2 separate regions of the Homo sapiens genome follow, and region 1 is linked to region 2. The links are chromatin loops, found by intact Hi-C in ENCODE. Cell type or tissue: GM12878. All regions are shown on one strand. Links, peaks and the distances in the headings refer to the core of each region. The heading gives the core; the rest is flanking DNA. Region 1 overlaps MYO9B (myosin IXB). Region 2 overlaps HAUS8 (HAUS augmin like complex subunit 8).

The links. A loop is a pair of places that touch in the nucleus more often than their neighbours do. Peaks named below come from ENCODE experiments on the same cell type or tissue, not always from the same donor. Only the 100,000 strongest peaks of a DNase experiment are listed, where the experiment ranks them.
Region 1: a loop joins it to region 2, with 11 times the contacts of the local background. A loop is called at or near these places in 21 of 110 quality-filtered maps.

What each region holds. Positions count from the first base shown.
Region 1 is chr19:17,201,564-17,214,378 of GRCh38, forward strand. MYO9B (myosin IXB) reads left to right here. Exons shown (of 40, transcript NM_004145.4): 27 at 363-461; 28 at 567-740; 29 at 1,279-1,320; 30 at 1,584-1,695; 31 at 3,700-3,773; 32 at 4,397-4,589; 33 at 4,685-4,813; 34 at 5,116-5,221; 35 at 5,550-5,681; 36 at 8,023-8,146; 37 at 8,770-8,817; 38 at 9,152-9,285; 39 at 10,084-10,211; 40 at 10,332-11,723. The coding sequence ends at 10,747. Among named protein-coding and RNA genes, the nearest start is that of USE1, 7.4 kb to the right of the region's middle. RefSeq lists a silencer at 8,266-8,375 and an enhancer at 8,745-9,250. In GM12878, for the core only: a CTCF peak has its summit at 3,882 (motif pointing right); no DNase peak of the experiment used is centred there.
Region 2 is chr19:17,063,045-17,071,044 of GRCh38, forward strand. It overlaps HAUS8 (HAUS augmin like complex subunit 8), which reads right to left. Exons shown (of 11, transcript NM_033417.2): 3 at 5,987-6,042. Among named protein-coding and RNA genes, the nearest start is that of HAUS8, 8.4 kb to the right of the region's middle. In GM12878, for the core only: CTCF peaks have their summits at 4,565 (motif pointing right) and 6,383 (motif pointing right); DNase peaks (open chromatin) are centred at 2,157 and 4,600; H3K27ac peaks cover 513 bases.

The DNA of each region.
Region 1 (12,815 bases), core at 870-8,869, 140 kb after region 2:
CTCTCATCTAGGGGGGATTCTGTCCGCCAGGGAACACTGGCAATGTCTGGGGACATTGGGGTTATCACAGCCTCAGGGGAGGGCGCTGTTGGCATCTGGTGGGTGGAGGCCAGGGATGCTGCTTAACCTGCTGTGGTACACAGGGCAGGCCCCAATGTGGAGAGTAGTCCTGCCCTCAATGTCAGTGGCTTTAACTCTGGGTTGACAAGATGAGAGACCAGGCTTGGCCAGAGGGACTGGATTTTATCCCGAGAGCCTAGGGGATGACTTAAGAGAGGATAGAAGTGACCCCTTGGGCACCTCCTCGGGTACGCAGGTCCCCAGGCCTGAGGCACGCAGGGTCAGTTCCTCTCCCCTTCCAGATAAATGACCTCCGTTCCCAGAAGACGCCCATTGAGAGCTTGTTTATCGAAGCCACCGAGAAGTTCAGGAGCAACATCAAAACGATGTACTCTGTCCCGGTATGTGGCGGCCCGGCCTTCAGCCTTTCCCATACCCTGCTCAGACCCGTCATTCCCATCCGCCCCTTGCCCAGGCCTGCAGGGTGACGCCTAGCATTCCTACAGAACGGGAAGATCCACGTGGGCTACAAGGATCTGATGGAGAACTACCAGATCGTCGTCAGCAACCTGGCCACTGAGCGTGGCCAGAAGGACACCAACCTGGTCCTCAACCTCTTCCAGTCACTGCTAGATGAGTTCACCCGTGGCTACACCAAGAACGACTTCGAGCCAGTGAAGGTGGGCAGCCCAGCATGCCACGCCCACCTGTGACATGCCACGCCTACCCATGCCTCGCCATCCTTAGCCACGCCCACCCATGCCTCACCATGCTTATGCCACACCCACCCATGCCCTGCCCATACCACAGCCACTGTGCCATGACTTGATCCACTTATGCCATGCTTACCTGTGCCTCACCATGATCACTTATGCCACACCCACCTGACATGCCACACCCACCCATGCCATGCCACGCCTATGACATGCAACATGCTATGCCTACCCATCCCTTGCCATGATTACATGCCATGCCCACCTATACCATGCCGTGCCCATTTGTGCCACACCTACCTCCTGGTGGGGAGCCCTGCACCCTCCCCAACAGAGCCTCACTTCTGGGTCTGGGGTGTCTGAATGGGGGCGTTAGGGACAATGATGCCACTCCAGGTGAGGGAGGGTTCAGGGTACCCACACGCCTGAGTTATGGGGTGCCAGGGGTGGGTTGGGGCTCTTCCCAGGGGGGCCCCCGCCAACCTCCTCCTTGTGTTCCTCACAGCAGAGCAAAGCTCAGAAGAAGAAGCGGAAGCAGGAGCGTGCTGTGAGTAGGCTGCACATAGATGAGAGTCCGAGCAGGCGAACATTGGCAGGAGCATGCACGTGTGTGTCAGTGTCAATGTGCGCATGGGCCCGTCTGCACGCGTATGTGTGCGTGGACACGTGTGAGTGTGTTTTTCCCCCGGCATATACGGAGCCGTAGTCTTGAATAAGTCACCCCTGAGATCCCATGGGTCGTCATCCACCAGTGGCTGGGGAGGGCTGCCTTCCCCTTTCCCTGCCCAGCGCCTTCCTCTGGCCTCACAGGTCCAGGAGCACAACGGGCACGTGTTCGCCAGCTACCAGGTTAGCATCCCGCAGTCGTGCGAGCAGTGCCTCTCCTATATCTGGCTCATGGACAAGGCCCTGCTCTGCAGCGGTGAGTGGCTCCCCCACCAGGCCCCAAAACCCTCCATGTCCCCCACCACCCCTCACTGCTCAAGAGGTCTTCAGGGCCAGGCGGGGTGGCTCACACCTGTAATCCCAGCACTTTGGGAGGCCGAGGCAGGTGGATAACGAGGTCAGGAGTTTGAGACCAGCCTGGCCAAGATGGTGAAACCTCATCACTACTAAAAATACAAAAATTATCTGGGCACAGTAGTGGGCACCTGTAATCCCAGCTACTCGGGAGGCTGAGGCAGGAGAATCACTTGAACCTGGGAGGCGAAGGTTGCAGTGAGTCGAGATCGCGCCACTGCACCCTAACCTGGGCAACAGAGCAAGACTCTGTCTCAAAAAAAAAAAAAAAAAGGTCTTCACCCCAGCCCAGCCACCAGGTCAGATCTTTCTGGACCGTTGTCCCAGCCATATCCCACCCCCTCAAACCGTCCACCATCACCGGAGGAGCAGAGCCCAATTCTCAGCTGGCCCCAAGGCCCCCAGTAGCCAGCACCCACCCACATCTGCAGCCTCCTCTCCTCGTGGGCCCTGCCTCTCTGTCTCTGTACACGCTGCTCCACCGCCTGAACCATCGGCCCCTCCTTCCCCAGGCTCCTCACGGTCCCTCCCCTGTAGGCCAGACTCAGCCCCAGGGGACCCTAAGAGACAGGGCCCAGGAATGACCCAGCTGATCCATGCTCACACAGCTTTGATATGGCCAAGTCAGTACCCAAGCCCAGGCAGCCTCCAGAGGCCCAGCAGGGTCAAGAGGGCCTCTCCTACATGTGTTTTTCTGCCAGAACCATTTGGGCCAGGGTCTTTTCAGCCCAGAAGGCAGCCCCACCACCCCACATCTGTCCAACAGTCAGTTGTCATGGTCCTGAGATAAGGATGCGGGACCCAGGCCCGTCCCCTCACCTGATTCCATCCTTGCCAGGTGCCAGACACTCTCTTCTTTAGCGTAACCAGTGTACCCTCTGCAAGGCGTCAGCTGGGTGGCCTGGGATTCAGTGTGGTTGGAAGAAGGAAAAGCAGCATTGTCTTTGCCCCGTGACATCTTCGTCCCAAGTCCCCAAGGCCACCTCCTGGCAGGACCTTTAGACCTTTAGTTCTGCCAGTAGGTGGCCTTGGGGACTTGGGGCAAGGATGTCACAGGTCCCCACAAACACCTGCTCATGGTTCCGCTAGCCAGGCTGGGTCTGAGGCCATGAATGGCCACCTTGGAGCTATGAAGTTTGTCCACACAGCCTCCTCTCTCAGGAGTCAGGGCACAGGTTCCTGCAGTGTGGGTTTAGAAGTTGGCAGGCCAGGCACAGTGGCTCACACCTGTAATCCCAGCACTTTGGGAGGCTGGGGCGGGAGGGTCGCTTGAACTCAGGAGTTCTAAATCAACCTGGGCAACATGGCAAGACCCCATCTATACAAAAAAAAATACAGAAATTAGCCAGGCACGGTGGTGCACGCCTGTAGTGCCAGCTACTTGGGAGGATCACCTGGGCCTGGGAGGTCAAGGCTCCAGTGAGCTATGATAGTGCCACTGCACTCTAGCCTGGGTGACAGAGTGAGACCCTGTCTCAAAAAGAAAAAGAGAAACCAAAAAGAAGGCAATCCAGGCCAGGTGCAGTGGCTTACGCCTCTAATCCCAACACTTTGGGAGGCCGAGGTGGGCAGATCACCTGAGGTCGGTAGTTCGAGACCAGCCTGACCAGCATGGAGAAACCCTGTCGCTACTAAAAATACAAAATTAGCCAGGCGTGGTGGCGCACACCTGTAATCCCAGCTACTCGGGAGGCCGAGGCAGGAGAATCACTTGAACCCGGGAGGCGGAGGTTGCAGTGAGCCGAGATCACGCCATTGCGCTCTAGCCTGAGAACAAGAGTGAGACTCCATCTCAAAAAAAAAAAAAAAAGAAGGCAATTGGCGGCCCCCGGCCAGCTGGGTGGGTGGCTGCAGGAATCTGGGGTCCCCAGCACCCTCTGTGACTCCCACCCTGTGGACCTCCTAGTGTGCAAGATGACCTGCCACAAGAAGTGCGTGCACAAGATTCAGAGCCACTGCTCCTACACCTACGGGAGGAAGGTGAGTGTACGAGGCCTGGAACTTTCTACAATGACACTCCACTCACGGCCAGGTGCACCAGGAGGTGGTGCTTGATGTGAGGGCCAAGCGAAGCATTGAGCAGCCAGTAGGGGGCGGCTGTGGCCTCTGGTTCTGCAGAACACACCATTGTCCCCGGTTCTGTACAAACTCCTTGAGGCCCTCAGGCAGGGCCCAGGCCTGTGTGTGTGTCTCAGCTCCCCCAGCCCTGCTCATCCTTGCTCCTGAGAGAGTCCTGAGCCATGCAGAGGGAGGCCCCCCAACTCTGTGCATAAGGTTGGGGTCCTGGGTGCTGGGGGTGCAGCAAGAGTCAGGGTCTACTTCTGTGAGGTGGCTGTGGGGGCTAGGTTATAGCTCTCTCCCCACGAAGGACCACCCATGCCTTGGGTGGCCTACAAAGGAAGCCCCTGCCCAGTGGCTGCCATGCTGGCCTTGACTTCTGCAGCCCCACACCCCCAACAACCACGCAGAAGGAGACAGGGAGGGACAGAACAGCAGAGGAAGCCCTGAGGGCCTTGTGCGGGACCAGGAGGCAGAGGCCCCCAGAGACAGCTGGAGAGGAAGACAGCCAGGCCCAGACCTGACCCCCAACCCCGGCACTGCAGGGCGAGCCAGGCGTTGAGCCTGGCCACTTCGGCGTGTGCGTAGACAGCCTGACCAGCGACAAGGCCTCGGTGCCCATCGTGCTGGAGAAGCTCCTGGAACACGTGGAGATGCACGGCCTGTACACCGAGGGCCTCTACCGCAAGTCGGGTGCTGCCAACCGCACTCGGGAGCTCCGGCAGGCGCTGCAGACAGGTGGGCGCTGTGGGCAGGTGGGTGCAGTGCCAGGCCCCAGGCACAGCCGTCCTGCCAGTGCGCCGCTCACCAGACCCACCCCACCCACCCCACAGACCCCGCAGCAGTCAAGCTGGAGAACTTCCCCATCCACGCCATCACAGGGGTGCTGAAGCAGTGGCTGCGGGAGCTGCCCGAGCCCCTCATGACCTTCGCACAGTACGGCGACTTCCTCCGAGCCGTCGGTGAGCCCCATGGCGGTGCGGGTGGCAGCAGGTGGCCACAGCCAGGATACAGCGTTCGCTGTGACCAGCCCAGGAGGCAGGACCACCCAGTTCACAAACTGAGAAACTGAGGCCCAAAGCAGTCGGCCCAGCCAAACCGGGTCCCCAGTTTGGGGTGGGGCCAGGACACCTCTGTAGCCATCCATTCTTGCCTGGGCACCACAGGGTGGATGGCACCTGTGCATCTCAGGTCGTGTTGGTGGGGACAACAGGCACCTTGGGGACCCTTGGGAGCTGACGTCCTCAAACCCCACTGCCTGCAGAGCTGCCGGAGAAGCAGGAGCAGCTGGCTGCCATCTATGCCGTCCTGGAGCACCTTCCAGAAGCCAACCACAACTCCCTGGAGAGACTCATCTTCCACCTTGTCAAGCAAGTGCCTCCCCACCTGCCCTCTGTGGGGTTAGGGTCGCATTGGGAACCCGCGAGGCAGCATTTCCCAGGAGGACCCGAGCTGGCGTTCTGTGGTGGTTTCGAACCAGGATGCAGACCACTGTTGGGGGTTCTGGGAGGGGGCCAGGCTGCTGGGCCGCCCGGGTCCCTTGAGGTACCTCTCTGTGCTGCGGAAGCATCTCCCAGTGCTGGGCTGTGGCACTGCTTTCCCAACAGCCACCCCAGGGCTCAGAAGTTCAGTCTCGGGGCTCCCTGGTACCTCCCTCCCTCGGCCCTAGCCATCCTCTAACTGCCAGTGGCTGTGCAGGGTGGCCCTGCTCGAGGATGTCAACCGCATGTCACCTGGGGCGCTGGCCATTATCTTCGCACCCTGCCTCCTGCGCTGCCCTGACAACTCGGACCCGCTGACCAGCATGAAGGACGTCCTCAAGATCACCACGTGAGTGCCCACCCTGCCCCGGAGGCATGCTCAGGGCAGCCCCACCCAGGACCCCACGACAGCTCCATCCATCCCTGTGTAAATAAATGTGTAAGAAAAGTCCAGAGCCGAGTGCAGCGGTTCACACCTGTAATCCTAGCTACTTTGGGAGGCCAAGGCAAGAGGATCACTTGAGGCCAGGAGTTCGAGACCAGCCTGGGCAACATAGCAAGACCCTACAAAAAATTTGAAATTGGAAATTTGTATTTAAATATAAAAATTTAAATTTCCAAATTTAAATTTTTAAATTCAAATTTTTATTTAAATATAAAAATTTAAATTTTTGTCTCTACAAAAAATTTAAAAATTAGGCCAGGCGTGGTGGCTCACACCTGTAATCCCAGCACTTTGGGAGGGCGAGGTGGGTGGATCACTTGAAGCCAGGAGTTTGAGACCAGCCTGACCAACATGGTGAGACCCCATCTCTATTAAAAATACAAAAATTAGGCTGGACGAGGTGGCTCACGCCTGTAATCCAGCACTTTGGGAGACCGAGACGGGCAGATGACCTGCGGTCGGGAGTTCGAGACGAGCCTGACCAACATGGAGAAATCCTGTCTCTACTAAAAATGCAAAATTAGCCGGGCGTGGTGGCGCATGCCTGTAATCCCAGCTACTTGGGAGGCTGAGGCAGGAGAATCACTTGAATCCAGGAGGCGGAGGTTGCAGTGAGCTGAGATCATGCCATTGCACTCCAGCCTGGGCAACAAAAGCGAAACTCTATCTCAAAAAAAAAAAACAAAATACAAAAATTAGCCAGGCCTGGTGGCATGTGCCTATAATGCCAGCTACTGGGAGGTGGAGGCTACATTGAGCTGAGATCGCACCACTGCACTCCAGCTGGGCAACAGAGTGAGACTCCGTCTCAAAAAGAAAATTTAAAAAAATAAAAAATATATATATAAACTAGCCAGGTGTGGTGGCAGGCGCCTGTAATCCCAGCTACTCGGGAGGCTGAGGCAGGATAATTGCTTGAACCCAGGAGGTGGAGGTTGCAGTGAGCTGAGATCACGCCACTGCACTCCAGCCTGGGCGACAGAGCGAGACTCCGTCTCAAAAAAAAAAAAAAAATCCAGATGGCAGTGGCCCCAGCAGTTGTGTCTTTTTGAATGTGCTTTAATGAGCACACCCCATTGTACTAAAACAGAACTTTTTTTTTTCTTTTTGAGACGGAGTCTCACTCTGTCTCCCAGGCTGGAGTGCAGTGGCACGATCTCGGCTCACTGCAAGCTCCGCCTCCCGGGTTCACGCCATTCTCCTGACTCAGCCTCCCAAGTAGCTGGGACTACAGGCGTCCACCACCACGCCCGGCTAATTTTTTGTATTTTTAGTAGAGACGAGGTTTCACTATGTTAGCCAGGATGTTCTCGATCTCCTGACCTTGTGATCCGCCGTGAGCCACCGCTTCCAGCCTAAAACAGAACTTTTAACAAAGGCTGGATGATAGGTGAATGGTAGTGGATTCCTCTCTCTGCTACAAAGCGTCCTGTCACGGGAGGATAAGGAACAAGCAGCAGCCCCTGCAGGTCGCACCACAGAGCTCACCCAACCTGAGTCCCTCTGGTACTGACCACTCCAGACTGAGTCCCTCTGGTACTGACCACTCCGGACTGAGTCCCTCTGGTACTGGCCACTCCGGGCTGAGTCCCTCTGGTACTGACCACTCAGGGCTGAGTCCCTCTGGCACTGAACACTCCGGGCTGAGTCCCTCTGGTACTGACCACTCCAAGCTGAGTCCCTCTGGTTCTGACCACTCCAAGCTGAGTCCCTCTGGTTCTGACCACTCCAAGCTGGGTCCCTCTGATACTGACCACTCCAGGCTGAGTTCCTCCCAATAATGACCACTCCAAGCTGAGTCCCTCTGACACTGACCACTCCGAGCTGAGACCCTCTGATACTGACAACACCAGGCTGGCCTTGACCACCAAGTGGGCATACTGTGGGTCAGCCCATGTCTGGAGCCCCTGGGGCCATCTGCCTATTGCCCCTGGGACAAACTGCCCAGCAGCTTGTACTTCTCTGCGAGGCAGGATAATTCCCACCCTACTGGTGACTAAGGGGTTCAGTTCACTCTGACCCTCCTTCAAACAAGGAGGCGTGCAGAGACAGGAGACAGGCTCAAAGAGGTAGAGTGAGCTGCCGAAGGTCACACTGCATGGGAGCTGGCACAGCCGTGTCCCAGGCACTGCTTGGTCTCTGAGCCTCAACCACTGCCCCCCAGGCACCAGCTAGCATCTCCCTGGACCTCAGACGTCCCCGGGGCGGTAACTGAGTCACTTCCTCCCGTGGGCCTTCTCTGTAGGTGCGTGGAGATGCTGATCAAGGAGCAGATGAGGAAATACAAAGTGAAGATGGAGGAGATCAGCCAACTGGAGGCTGCAGAGAGTATCGCCTTCCGCAGGCTTTCGCTCCTGCGACAAAATGCTGTGAGTACCGGTGATCGTGGGGGCGGGACCTCTTTGGTGGGGCGGAGCCTGGTGCTGGGCAGGGCCTTGGGCGTGGCTTTGTTGCTGGGAAGGCTGGTGAGTGGGGTCTTGGTGGGCGGGGCCTTGGGTGGGCAGGACCTCCCATGCCGAGGATGGGACCGGGTAGTGGGTGTGGTCTCGGGTAGCAGGGCGGGGCCTCCCTTCCCAGTTCCCCGCCCACTCCTACCACACCCTTGGCCACAACCAGCCTGGCTGGGGCCACCAGGCCCTGCAGGTAGGGGCAGACTTACTGCCTTGAACGAAAGACGATGGTCCTCGCTCAGCCTCACTCCAATTATGTTCCTCTAGGTGGGGCAGGTAGGGGGACCAGCTTCCTGCTTGCTGGTGGTTCAGGTCATGCGTCCAGCCTTGTCCCTTCTGACCTGGGCCCTACCCACGGGGAAATGTTCCCATAGCAGAAGAATCAGCCCCACAGTGCAGGGGTGTGTTAGTGGGGAACGGGCTCTGGGCTCCTGTGGGAACCAGGGACCCCCTATCTTGGTACCGGTCATTGGATGTATCCCCAGCTCATGCCTGTGTCTGTCTTGGCCCGTGTGGTCACCCTGTGTTCATCTCTCTCCCAGCCATGGCCTCTCAAACTGGGGTTTTCGTCTCCCTATGAGGGGGTCCTGGTATGTACGCGTTCGGTGGGCCCGCGGTGCATGTCTCCCGGTGCAGTGCATGCTGGGGTTCCCTGGGGCCCTGGGCCCCTCGTAGGATAGACAGAGCCTGTCCTAACCTTCCGGAAGTGCATGCTGGGGAGGCCCCTTGCCTGCTGACCTTCTGTGCTCAGGACGACTAATCGGCCACATGACCACCACTCTGTCCCATGGGATTCCTAGAGAAGTCTCACTAAGAGCCCAGCACACTCACATCACAACTAACCTCCTGGGATCTGCTCACACCTCCGGCAGTAACCTCGCCCACTCAGAGATGTCAGTGGGACCCCTTGCTTCTTTGTTTCAGAACAAGAGCCCCAAGACCCGGGACATCCAGGAGGAGGAGCTGGAGGTGCTGCTGGAGGAGGAGGCAGCCGGCGGCGATGAGGACCGGGAAAAGGAGATTCTCATTGAACGGATCCAGTCCATCAAGGAGGAGAAGCAAGTGGCTCAGTCCCCTCCCTCAGTCCTTCATGTTTAGGGCAAGCTGGAGTGCAGGTTCCATCCCTGGTGGTCCGCTTGACCTCGCCAGGTTTGGTCCTGTCATCCCTAACACTGGGCAAACAACACTTTTTTTTTTTTTTTTTTTTTTTTTGAGACGGCGTCTCGCTCTGTCGCCCAGCTGGAGTGCAGTGGTGCTATCTCGGCTCACTGCAACCTCCATCTCCCGGGTTCAAGCGATTCTCTGCCTCAGCCTCCGAGTAGCTGGGATTACAGGTGCCCACCACCATGCCCTGCTAATTTTGTGTTTTTAATAGAGACAGGGTTTCACCACATTGGCCAGGCTGGTCTTGAACTCCTGACCTCAAGTGATCCACCCACCTTGGCCTCCCAAAGTGTTGGGATTACAGGCGTGAGCCACCGCACTCGGCCTTTATTTCTGAGACAGGGTCTTTCTCTGTCACCCAGGCTGGATTGCAGTGGTGCGATCACGGTTCACTGCAGCCACAATCCCCTAGGCTCACGGGGTCCTCCCACCTCAGCCTCCCCAGTAGCCGGAACCACAGGTGGTGCACACCACCACGCCTGGCTAATTTTTTTTACTTTTTGCAGAACAGGGTCCGCCTATGTTGCCCAGGCTGGGTTCAAACTCCTGGGCTCAAGCAATCCTCCTGCTTGGGGTGGGGGGAGGTTGGGGACACAGAGTTACATCTAGGAGCAGGACAGCCTGCTCTGTTCCACACTGGCCCAGCACTTCCGGTGGGGTGGCCTTGGACACCACTACCCTTTTTCCTCCAGGGAGGACATCACCTACCGGCTGCCGGAGCTGGACCCAAGGGGCTCGGACGAGGAGAACCTGGACTCGGAGACGTCGGCCAGCACCGAGAGCCTGCTGGAGGAGCGGGCCGGGCGGGGGGCCTCGGAAGGTCAGTATTAAGGTAGCGTCTGCTTTTCTCCTTCCCGTCCATCCCAGCAGGCCCCAGGGCGAGGGTCCTCCGGCTGCCGGCCCTGAAGCTGCAGTAACCCTGCCATCTGTCTCTCAAAAGGGCCCCCTGCGCCTGCTCTCCCTTGCCCCGGCGCGCCCACCCCGAGCCCCCTCCCCACCGTGGCCGCCCCTCCACGACGAAGGCCGTCGTCCTTCGTAACGGTCAGAGTGAAGACCCCCCGGCGGACCCCCATCATGCCCACGGCCAACATCAAGCTCCCACCAGGCCTGCCCTCCCACCTGCCTCGCTGGGCACCGGGTGCCCGGGAGGCGGCTGCCCCAGTGCGGCGCCGGGAGCCACCTGCCCGCCGCCCGGACCAGATACATTCCGTGTACATCACGCCCGGGGCAGACCTGCCAGTGCAGGGCGCCCTGGAGCCCCTAGAAGAGGATGGCCAGCCACCTGGGGCCAAGCGGAGGTACTCGGATCCCCCAACGTACTGCCTGCCCCCCGCCTCGGGCCAGACCAATGGCTGAGAGCCACAGCTGACAAAGTCTGCATGTCCGAGGACGGCCCCTGCACTGGAGCTGGGCGCCAGAGCTGCAGAGCTAGTGTTCGGCCCTCAGAGAAGGATCCAGAATCAAAAGCTCAAGAGTGACGTGAGGTGGGCACCGGCCCCAAGTGCAGAGTCAAGGCAGGGAGAGGCCGGCTGGAGCCAGGCCCCCTCGCACGCAGCCCCCAAATCATGGACGCACCTGTGGGGAGCACCACATCTCCACCTGCGGCCTCACATCTCCCCACTCCCCTTTTTGTACGTTTAACTGTTTCTTTGTACGTGGTTTACGTAACTTTAAACTGTAACAGCCTTAATGGAAGACCAAATGGTTTTTTATATGTGTATGTACAAAGTTTTCTATTAACGCTGCCCGTCTCCCTTATAACCTGGACGTGAGCTGTCAGAGCAGAAGCCACTAGGCCACTGCGCGTCTGAGGCTCAGACCCTGCTGTGGTTGGCTTGGGGTGGCCAATGGGCTGGGACCCTCCATGAGAGTTTTGGACACTTGGGTCACCTGACCCGTGCCTCTCTGACACATGTCTCCGGGGGGCAGCCACCTGGCCAATGTGCATTTTTGCACATGCTGGAACCTTCCATGGGGGTCTGGGCTATTGGCTGGAGCCAGGACATGAGTCAGGGGCACCATGGACCTCACGTGCCAGGGAGACTTGAATGTGGCTGTCACTCTTCCGGACGCCAAGGGCTGCAGGAGGCTGCTTTTGGCACTACCCACCCCGTGTGACAGAATAGGAGCCAGCGACTCAGGACTGCTCACGGGTCAGGAGGGCAACGCCTGAAGTCAGACCTCCCTATAGGTCAACAGGGACAACCTGGGGATCTCTGGAGCAGGGCCCTCCTCTCTCAGGCTTGGCCCACTCCCCCAGACACCTGGACACGTGGCCACAAATCTGGGACAAGGGGCCCCCGCACAGCATGAAATAAAAAGTGCCTGAGAAGTGTGTGCATGGGACGCCTGCTCATATGGGATCGGGCTTGGAAGAACAGGGCCGGTGGGTGGGGGTCTGCCCTGTGGCCTCAGCCAAGAAGGGTGCAGAATATGGGTGGAACACTGTCCTCAAAGTTCTGTCTTGATCCTCCACCAAACAGGGAGCTCCCAGCAGAGCCTCACTTGGCCAGGAGCGCCTGCTGTCCTGGCAGCCCTCTCTGGCCTCCCTGATTCAGTGCCCAGCCTCTGGAGCCTAAATGTCAGCTGCAGCAGCCACCCATCCAGCAGAGGTGGCCAGTTCCTGGTGGGCCCAGCAGGACAGGAACAGATGGGCTCCCAGGCTGCCATCGGATGGGAGTCGTGGGAACTGGCTGGCTGGTATTGGTTGGGGCACCGTGAAGAACCCAAGTTCAGACAGCACATGCCAGAGGTTGAGGGGCTTCTCCAAGGCCACACAGTTGGGAGGGGCATGGCTGGGATTTAGACTCTGCCCTGCCAGCCTCTAGAGGCCCCTTTGATGGGCCCTGGGTTTGGTCTCCATTGTTTGTTGTGGGTTTTTTTCTTGAAACACGGTCTCGCTCTGTCACCCAGGCTGGAGTGCAGTGGCGCGATCTCGGCCCACTGCAGCCTCCACCTCTCGGGTTCAAGCGATTCTCCTGCCTCAGCCTCCCGAGTAGCTGGGATTACAGGCACGCACAACCAAGCCCAGCTAATTTTTGTGTTTTTTGATAGAGACAGGGTTTCACCATGTTGGCCAGGCTGCTCTCCAAACTCCTGACCTCCAGTGATCCATCCACCTCACCCTCCCAAAGTGCTGGGATTACAGGCGTGAGCCACCGCACCTGGCCCTCCATGGTATTTTCTTTTTTTTTTTTTTTTTTTGAGACGGAGTCTTGCTTTGTTGCCCAAGCTGGAGTGCAGTGGCACAATCTCGGCTCACTGCAACATCCACCTCCTGGGTTCAAGCGATTCTCCTGCCTCAGTCTCCCAAGTAGCTGGGATTACAGGCACCCACCATCACGCCCGGCTAATTTTTGTATTTTTAGTAGAGACGGGGTTTCACCATGTTGGCCAGGCTGGTCTCAAACTCCTGACCTCAGGT
Region 2 (8,000 bases), core at 1-8,000:
TAGACACATTTAAGTATTTGCTAGTTTTCCAGAGAGAACATATAACTTTGGTCATCAGGAGAAACAAAGTTTTTACACATATGTTGTCAAAAAATATTTTTTTAAAGAAACACATGGAGCACTGGCCTTCTAATAACCAAAAGCAAAACAAAAATCTTATAAAGAGCAATGGCCAGGTGCAGTGGCTCCCGCCTGTGGTCCCAGCTACTCAGGAGGCTGAGTTGGGAGGATCGCTCGGGTCCAGGGGTTTGAGGCTGCAGTGAGCCATCACACCACTGCACCCCATCCTGGGAGACAGAGCAAGACCAGAGCAACGACATGACGACGCACAGACACCACTCTCATTCAATATCACAGTGGAGGTCCTCAGATAAGAAGTAAAAGGCAAACAGGTTGAAAAGGAAAAGTAAAACTCTGTTCTTACAAACGTAATTTTTCATGTAGGAAATCCCCGAACATCTTCAAAACTGCTATTAAAATTAGTAAGTTTAACAAGAGTTTTCTTTCAATTTTGTGTGTGAACTTGACTGGATATGGGGTGCCCCAGACTGAACATTTTTGGGTGTGTCTGTGAGGGTGTTTACTAATGAGATCAGCATTTGAATTGGTGGATGCAATAAACTGCCCTCCCCAGTGTGTATGGGCACCATCCAATCCCTTGAGGGCCTGAATACAACAAAACAGTGGAAGGAGGAGAAATTCATACCTTTTGCTTCCTGCTTGCCTGGTTGAGCTGAGACATCTTACCCCATCTCCTGACCTGTCCTCAAACTGGGACTTACACCTTTGGCTCCCCTGGTCTCAGCCCTTCAGACTCACACTGAACTAAACCACCAACCTTCCTGGCTCTCCAGTTTGCAGACAGCAGATCCTGGGATTTCTCAGCCTCCATAATCACATGAGCCAATCCCGTGTAAATAAATCTCCTTTTATATATTCATATCCTTTTATAAGCCTCTCTTATTGGTTCTGTTTCTCTGGAGAACTCTAATACAGCAGGGGTGCAGGACACACGATCAATATGTAAAAATTCATATTTCTAGCAATGAAGTAGCAATGAACAAGTTTGGAGATTGAAATTAAAATAGAGTACCATATACAATGGCACTAAACACCAAATGCTTAGTTATAAACCAAATAAAATATGTGTAAGATCTATAATCTGGAAGCTACAAAACAATGTTGGAGGAAATCCAGGAAGATCTAAATAAATGGAGAAGCATACCATGTTCATGGATTGAAAGACTCGCTTTTATTAAGAAGGCATTTGCCCTGATTTATGGATTCAATATAATCAAAATCCAGCAGATATTTTGCTAGAAAATGACAATTCTAAAATCTCTATGGAAAGCCAAAGGAACGAGAAGAGACTAAACAGTCTCGGAAAAGCACAGTGAGAGGTCTCACATTACCTGTTCTCAGGACTTAGTGCAAAGCTACAGTAACCTCAGCAGTGTGGAACTAGCATAAGGATGCATACATAGAACAATGGAAAAGAACAGAGCCCAGACATGATGTGCACATACATGGTCAACTGGTATTTGACAGAGATGATGAGAGAATACAACGGGAAAAAGGAAAATCATTTCAATAAATGGGATTACAACAACTGAACACCCATACATGAAAAAACGAACTTTGATTTAAACATCACACCATACACAAAAACTAACTCACAGACTTAAAAGTAAAACCTAAACTACAAAACTCGTACAAGAAAACAGGAGAAAAATCTGTGATCTTGGATTAGGTGGAGATATCCTGGATAAGACTCCAAAAGCACAATCCACAAATGGGGAAAGTGATCAAATGGGCTTCATCGAAATCGTCAACTACTGCCTCTTAAATTAAAGCACTTAACAGCATGAAAAGACAAGCCAGACTAGAAGAAAATATTTGCAAAGCACCACAAAGAGCTGGTATCCAGAATATAGAAAGCACCCTCAAAACTCAGTAACAAGAAAACAACTCAATTTAAAACTGGACAAAAGATCTCAACAGACACATCCGCAAAGATACAGGAATGGCAAATAAGCACATGAAAAGATGCTCAATATCATCGGCTATTATGAAAACACAAATGAAAACCACAATGAAGTATCACTTCACACCCACAAGACTGGCTAGAATGTGAAAGTAACAACTTGCACTTTTCATCTATGTGCCTAGTGGGAACATAAAGATGGTGCAGCCACTGTGGATAACAGGTAGTTTCCTGTTACCATTATATAGAGATGTTTTCATCTACAACTCATGGCTTGTAACTCCTATAAACCCTTGTTACAGTAAGCAGGATCTCTCTGACCTCCCACACTCCTTTCACCTGCCAGAGAGGGTCCTGCCTCATACCCCAGAGGAAAAAACGCAACAGAGGCCAAGAAGAATCTGAACAGACAGGACTTGCTGGGTTTAAAGCATGCCCTTTTTGACCAATCACATTTCCACAGGGCTGTCCATGCTTCAATCGTGCCTAAGTCATGAAGACTCTATAAAAACCCAAAGGAGCTGGGCGTGGTGGCTCATGCCTGTAATCCCAGCACTTTGAGAGGCCGAGGTGGGCAGATCACGAGGTCAGGAGTTCGAGACCAGCCTGACCAACATGGAGAAACCCCGTCTCTACTAAAAATACAAAATTAGCTGGGTGTGGTGGCATGCGCCTGTAATCCCAGCTACTCCAGAGGCTGAGGCAGAATAGCTTGAACCCGGGAGGCAGAGGTTGCAGTGAGCCAAGATCGCACCACTGCATTCCAGACTGGGCGACAGAGCGAGGCTCTATCTCAAAAAAAAAAAAAAAAGCACAGAGCTTGGAGAGACTTCAGATCAGATAGCTAACACGTGGAGATTCCCAAAGGGTGGTATGCCCGAACAGGCCATGGAAGCTCTGTGCGCCTTCCCCCCATATCTCACTCTACACATCTCTTATCTTCTAAAAAAAAAAAAAAGAGACAGGATCTCACTGTCACTCAAGATGGAGTGCAGTGGCTCACTGCAGACTCAACCTCCTTGGCTCAAATGATCTTCCTGCCTCAGCCTCCCGAGTAGCTGGGACTATAAGCACTCACCACTACGCACAGCTATTTTTATTTTTTTGTAGAGGTAGGGTCTTGCTATGTTGCCCAGGCTGGCCTCAAACTCAGGCTCAAGCAATCTTCCCACCTTGACCTCCCAAAGTGCTGGGATTACAGGCCTAAGTCACCATGCCCAGCCACTTGGCTAATGAAAAAAAAAAAATTTCAGAGACGGGGTCTCGCCCATGCTAGTTTGGAACTCCTGGCCTCAAGCAATCCTCCCATTTCGACCTCCCAAATTGCTGGGATTTCAGGCATGAGCCACCACACTTGGCTCCATCTGTATCCTTTATAATATCCTTTATAATAAACTGGTAAACCTAAGTGTTTCCTTGAGTTCTGTGAGTCACTCCTGCAAATTAACTGAACCCAAAGAGGGGGGTCATGGGAATCCCAACTTGAACTTGGTTGGTCAGAAGTTCTAGAGGCAGAAGAGGGGCAGTCTTGGAGACTGAGCCCTCACCCTATAGGTTCTGATGCTATTTCCAGGTAGTGTGTCAGAATTGAATTGGAAGATACCCAGCTGGTGGCTGCTGCTTGCTGGTGGGGGAACCCTCAGAAGTCCTGTGTTGACTGTTGTTGAGTGGGAGAATAGGAAACACAGTTTGAGTTTTTCTACGAGCCAGCAATCCTCCTCCTGGGAGAAATAAAACCACGTCTACACAGAAAAATACACAAGAATGTTTACGGAGGCTTTATTCATAATCACCAAGACAGGAAACCAACTGACTGCCTGTCAATCAATGAACAGATGAACACAACGTGGTCCATCCACTTGATGGAATACTATTCGGCCATAAGAAGGAACCAGGCCGGGCATGGCGGCTCATGCCTGTAATCCCAGCATTTTGGGAGGCTGAGGCAGGTGGATCATTTGAGGCCAGGAGTTCGAGACCAGCCTGGCCAACATGCTGAAACCCTGTCTCTACTAAAAATACAAAAATTAGCCAGGTGGGGTGGCACACACCTGTAATCCCAGCTACTCGGGAGGCTGAGGAAGGAGAATGGCTTGAATCCAGAAGGCGGAGGTTGCAGTGAGCCGAGATCGCACTACTGCACTCCAGCCTGGGCAACAGAGCGAGACTCCATCTCAAAAAAAAAAAAAAAAGGAAGGAAGCACCTACATGCAATACATGCAACACAGAGGAACTTGAAAGGCACTCTGCTAAGTGTCAGGAGTCAGAGGCAAGGGCTACAAACTGTGATGCCACAGATATGACCTTCTAAAAAAGGCAAAAATGCAGATTCAGAAAGCCAATCTGTGGTTGCCTGGGGGTGGGAGAGGGGCTGGTCCTATCAGAGCACAAGGGGATTTAGGGATGACTCGTTCTGTAGCTTGATTATAGAGGCGGTTCCATGACTGTCTATGTCTGTCAAAACAGGCAAGACCCTATGCTGAAAAGGGGGATGCTGACTCCATGTAAATGACACCCTGATTTTTAAAATGGGGGGAAAAACAGAAAAGATCTAAAGGGCTAAAATGTTACAGCACGCAGACACACGGGGGCGCTGTAACCAAGTCTTGGCAACAACATGAAAATTTGGAGCGTGGAAGACTGTGACCCTTTGTTGAAAACTGCTCTGAGAAGAGTATCTGTTTGTGCAAAGGTATCCTCTTTTCTCAAGCCGAATCTTAAGTCACAGGGTCGAGAACCCACCAGCCACCCAGAGTGGAAGACAGGCAGTGGGAATTTGACTTAATTTTATCATAAACCAAGATTTGGAAAGCAGAGGGAAGAATCCAACCTTGACTTCACTGAAAGAAAATATATAATTGTATAATCTACTGATTGCTCCCACGAACTCTCACACAAAGCACGTTCTCACGTGGTTAAATATCTTTCATGCCATTACTTTCAATGGTTTCACGATATTTCATGGTTTGCCTACACAATAGTTCACTAAACTCTTACTCCAATTCGGAGTGATCGAAGGATGTCATTTTTCCCATAGTTTTTCTCTAAAAACCTGTTTTTTTATTTTATTCTTTTTTTTTTTTTTTTTTTTTTTTGAAGACACGGGTCAGGGTCTCGCTCTGTCGCCAAGGCTGGAGTGCAGTGGTTCAATCTTGGCTCACTGCAACCTCTGCCTCCCAGGTTCAAGCGATTCTCCTGCCTCAGCCTCCTGAGTAGCTGGGATTACAGGTGCACGCCACTGCATCCGGCTAATTTTTGTATTTTTAGTTGAGACGGGGTTTCGCCATGTTGGCCAGGCTGGTCTCGAACTCCTAGCCTCAAGTGATCCGCCCACCTCGGCCTCCCAAAGTAGCTGTTTTTAAATACCAGCCAGACACCAAGAACTGTGTGCTGGGCACTGGATAAGACAGCTTCAGAATCCAGAAAGCGAATTAACTGGGTTGAAAGGCAAGAACAGGCTGGGCGCCAGGGCTCACACTTGTAATCCCAACATTTTGGGAGGCCGAGGCGGGAGCATCACTTGAGCTCAGTAGCTCAAGATCAGCCTGGGCAACATAGGGAGACCCTGTCTCTACAAAAACGTTTAAAAATTAGCTGGTGTGGTAGCACACGCCTTTCGTCCCAGTTACTCAGAAGGCTCAGGTGGGAAGATGGCTTGAGCCTGGGAGGCTGAGGCTGCAGTGAGTCGTGATCACACTGCACTCCAGCCTGGGCAACAGAGAGAGACCTTGCCTCAAAAACAAAAAAAAAGGGTAAGAACGATACCATGTTTCAATGGAGATCACAGCTTCGTAAAAGAGATGCTTATAGCCATGAGCCGTCGATGACAGACTCACAACTGGCAGCATGAAGGGCTGATGGTCTCAAAAGCACCTGAGTGAAGATCCCAAAATGCTTCCTTCAGGACCAGGTTGTGACCACCTCCCATGACTAGTTTCGGAATTCCAGTTGCTCAGAACCTTGCTCAGAACTGCTGCAAATGGAAGCTGGGTGCGGCCTTACCTTTTGGGTTGTCTTCTTTTCATACTGCAGATACCGGGACTCAATCACTCTTCCACCTGTGGGGACACACTGTTGGTGCACAACAAAACTACAAAGGACCGAAGACCCCACACACCCAGACCCCACGCCCCGGAGACCCAGATGCCAGGGGCCCTCTCCACTCAGTGACCAGAACAGAGGAGGTCACCACTCCTCCTGCTCGCCTCTGATCACGTCCTTCGGCAGCCTCAAGCATGCATGGGACGCCTACTGTATGCAAGTCCCAAGCCATGTGTGGAGTCACAGAGTTCCTGAGGAAGTAAGATCAAGGAACACCCTCCAAGGTCAAAGCTGCAAGTGCACTCAGACAAGCGGGAGGGAAAGAAGAAAGAGCTTTCACTGACGGCCTCCAGGTGGCTTCCTCCTTCCTCCCATCTCGTGTGACCCCAATGGCCCCTTCCCCCGCCTGTGTGTCTAGGACTCACTCCTGGTACTACCTTTTACTCCCCCCGCCCCTTACTCAGTTTGGGACCCCCTGCCCTGAGACATGCCCAACACCCAGGCCCTCTTCAGACAGAGCCAAATCCCTAGTGACAGCCCAACCCCAGGTCCCCTTCCAGGGCTACTCCTGGGAGCGTGACTGTGGATGGAACAAATGCCACCTGTCACCCCAGCTTCTGGAGGTAGGGGTCTGAACTGGATCCGGTTAGTCCCATTCTGTCCCCCAGCCCTCTCCCGGACCCCTCCCTCAAAACTGTTCCTCCCACCTCCTACGCCAGGCCCAACCCTTGGTCTCAGCAGGTGACCTGTTTCCTCCTTCACTGGGAAGACAGAAGTGGCCCCAGGAGACCCTCCCGCCACCACATCCAGCCACCTCCAGTCCTGATGGCTGCATTCCCCCGGCCCTGTGAATGGACCTTTGTGCTCCCAGATAAAGCGCCCCCCATTCTGGGCGCTAAAGCCCAGCCCTCACTTCCAAAAGGAAATGCCCCGCAACTCCCACCTCCCTGCCTGAATCCCCACAGCTCCTCTCTCCACCAGATGCTGGAGGTCATTCTTCCTCCTACCTGCACTCTCTGCCTCCCCCCATTTCTCCCATCCCCTTGACAGCAAACACCCCAAGTTCTTTATTCACCAGCTCCCCTTTCTCTCCTTTCTCCTTCCCTTGAATCCCGCCCCCCACAATCCAGCTTGCAGACACACCACCGCACCAGAACACCTTTGGACAAGACCACCGTGACCTCCCTTGCTCCTGAGCCCAGCAGTCCATTCTCAGTCCTGGTCATCTGAACCACCAGGCACAACCACTGCTCGTTCCCTGCTTCCTGAAACCTTCCATCAGCCTCCAACTGCCCTTCAGGGCTGAGACAGGCTGGCGTGCTGGGTCCATGGGCTCAGGAAGCCTAAGTGCCTCCGGGAACCTTCTGGACCCTGTGCCACCAACAACTTGCCTCTAACCTTATCACTTTGTCACCTCTCACTTGCTCTATTCAGCCGCTCTGCCGCGTGGACCCCCTTGCTGTGCATCCCCCTGCAGGCACCTCCCTCTCTCAAGGCTCTGCTCAGTTCAGACCACAGCACACTTGTCTCTGCCTGCCATTTCGTCACAGCATCTGTCATCATCTAGCAACCCCACAGCCTCCTTACGGTTCTCATGCAATGCCCACCTCCTCCCTAGAGCCCCAGGGGCCCAGGATTTTTGTCTCCTTCGCTCGCTGCTATGTTCCACCACCTGGTACGGGGTAGGCACTCGATAATATGTCAAATGAATGATTCTAGGCCAGGCGTAGTGGCTCACGCCTGTAATCCCAGCACTTTGGGAGGCCAAGGCAGGCGGATCACCTGAGGTCAGGAGTTCGCGATCAGCCTGGCCAACATGGAGAAACCCCGTCTCTACTAAAACTACAGAAATTAGCCAGGCGTGGTGGCATGTGCCTGTAATCCCAGCTACTTGGGAGACTGAGGCAGGAGAATCACTGGAATCCAGGAGGCAGAGGCTGCAGTGAGCCGAGATCGTGCCATTGCACTCCAGCCT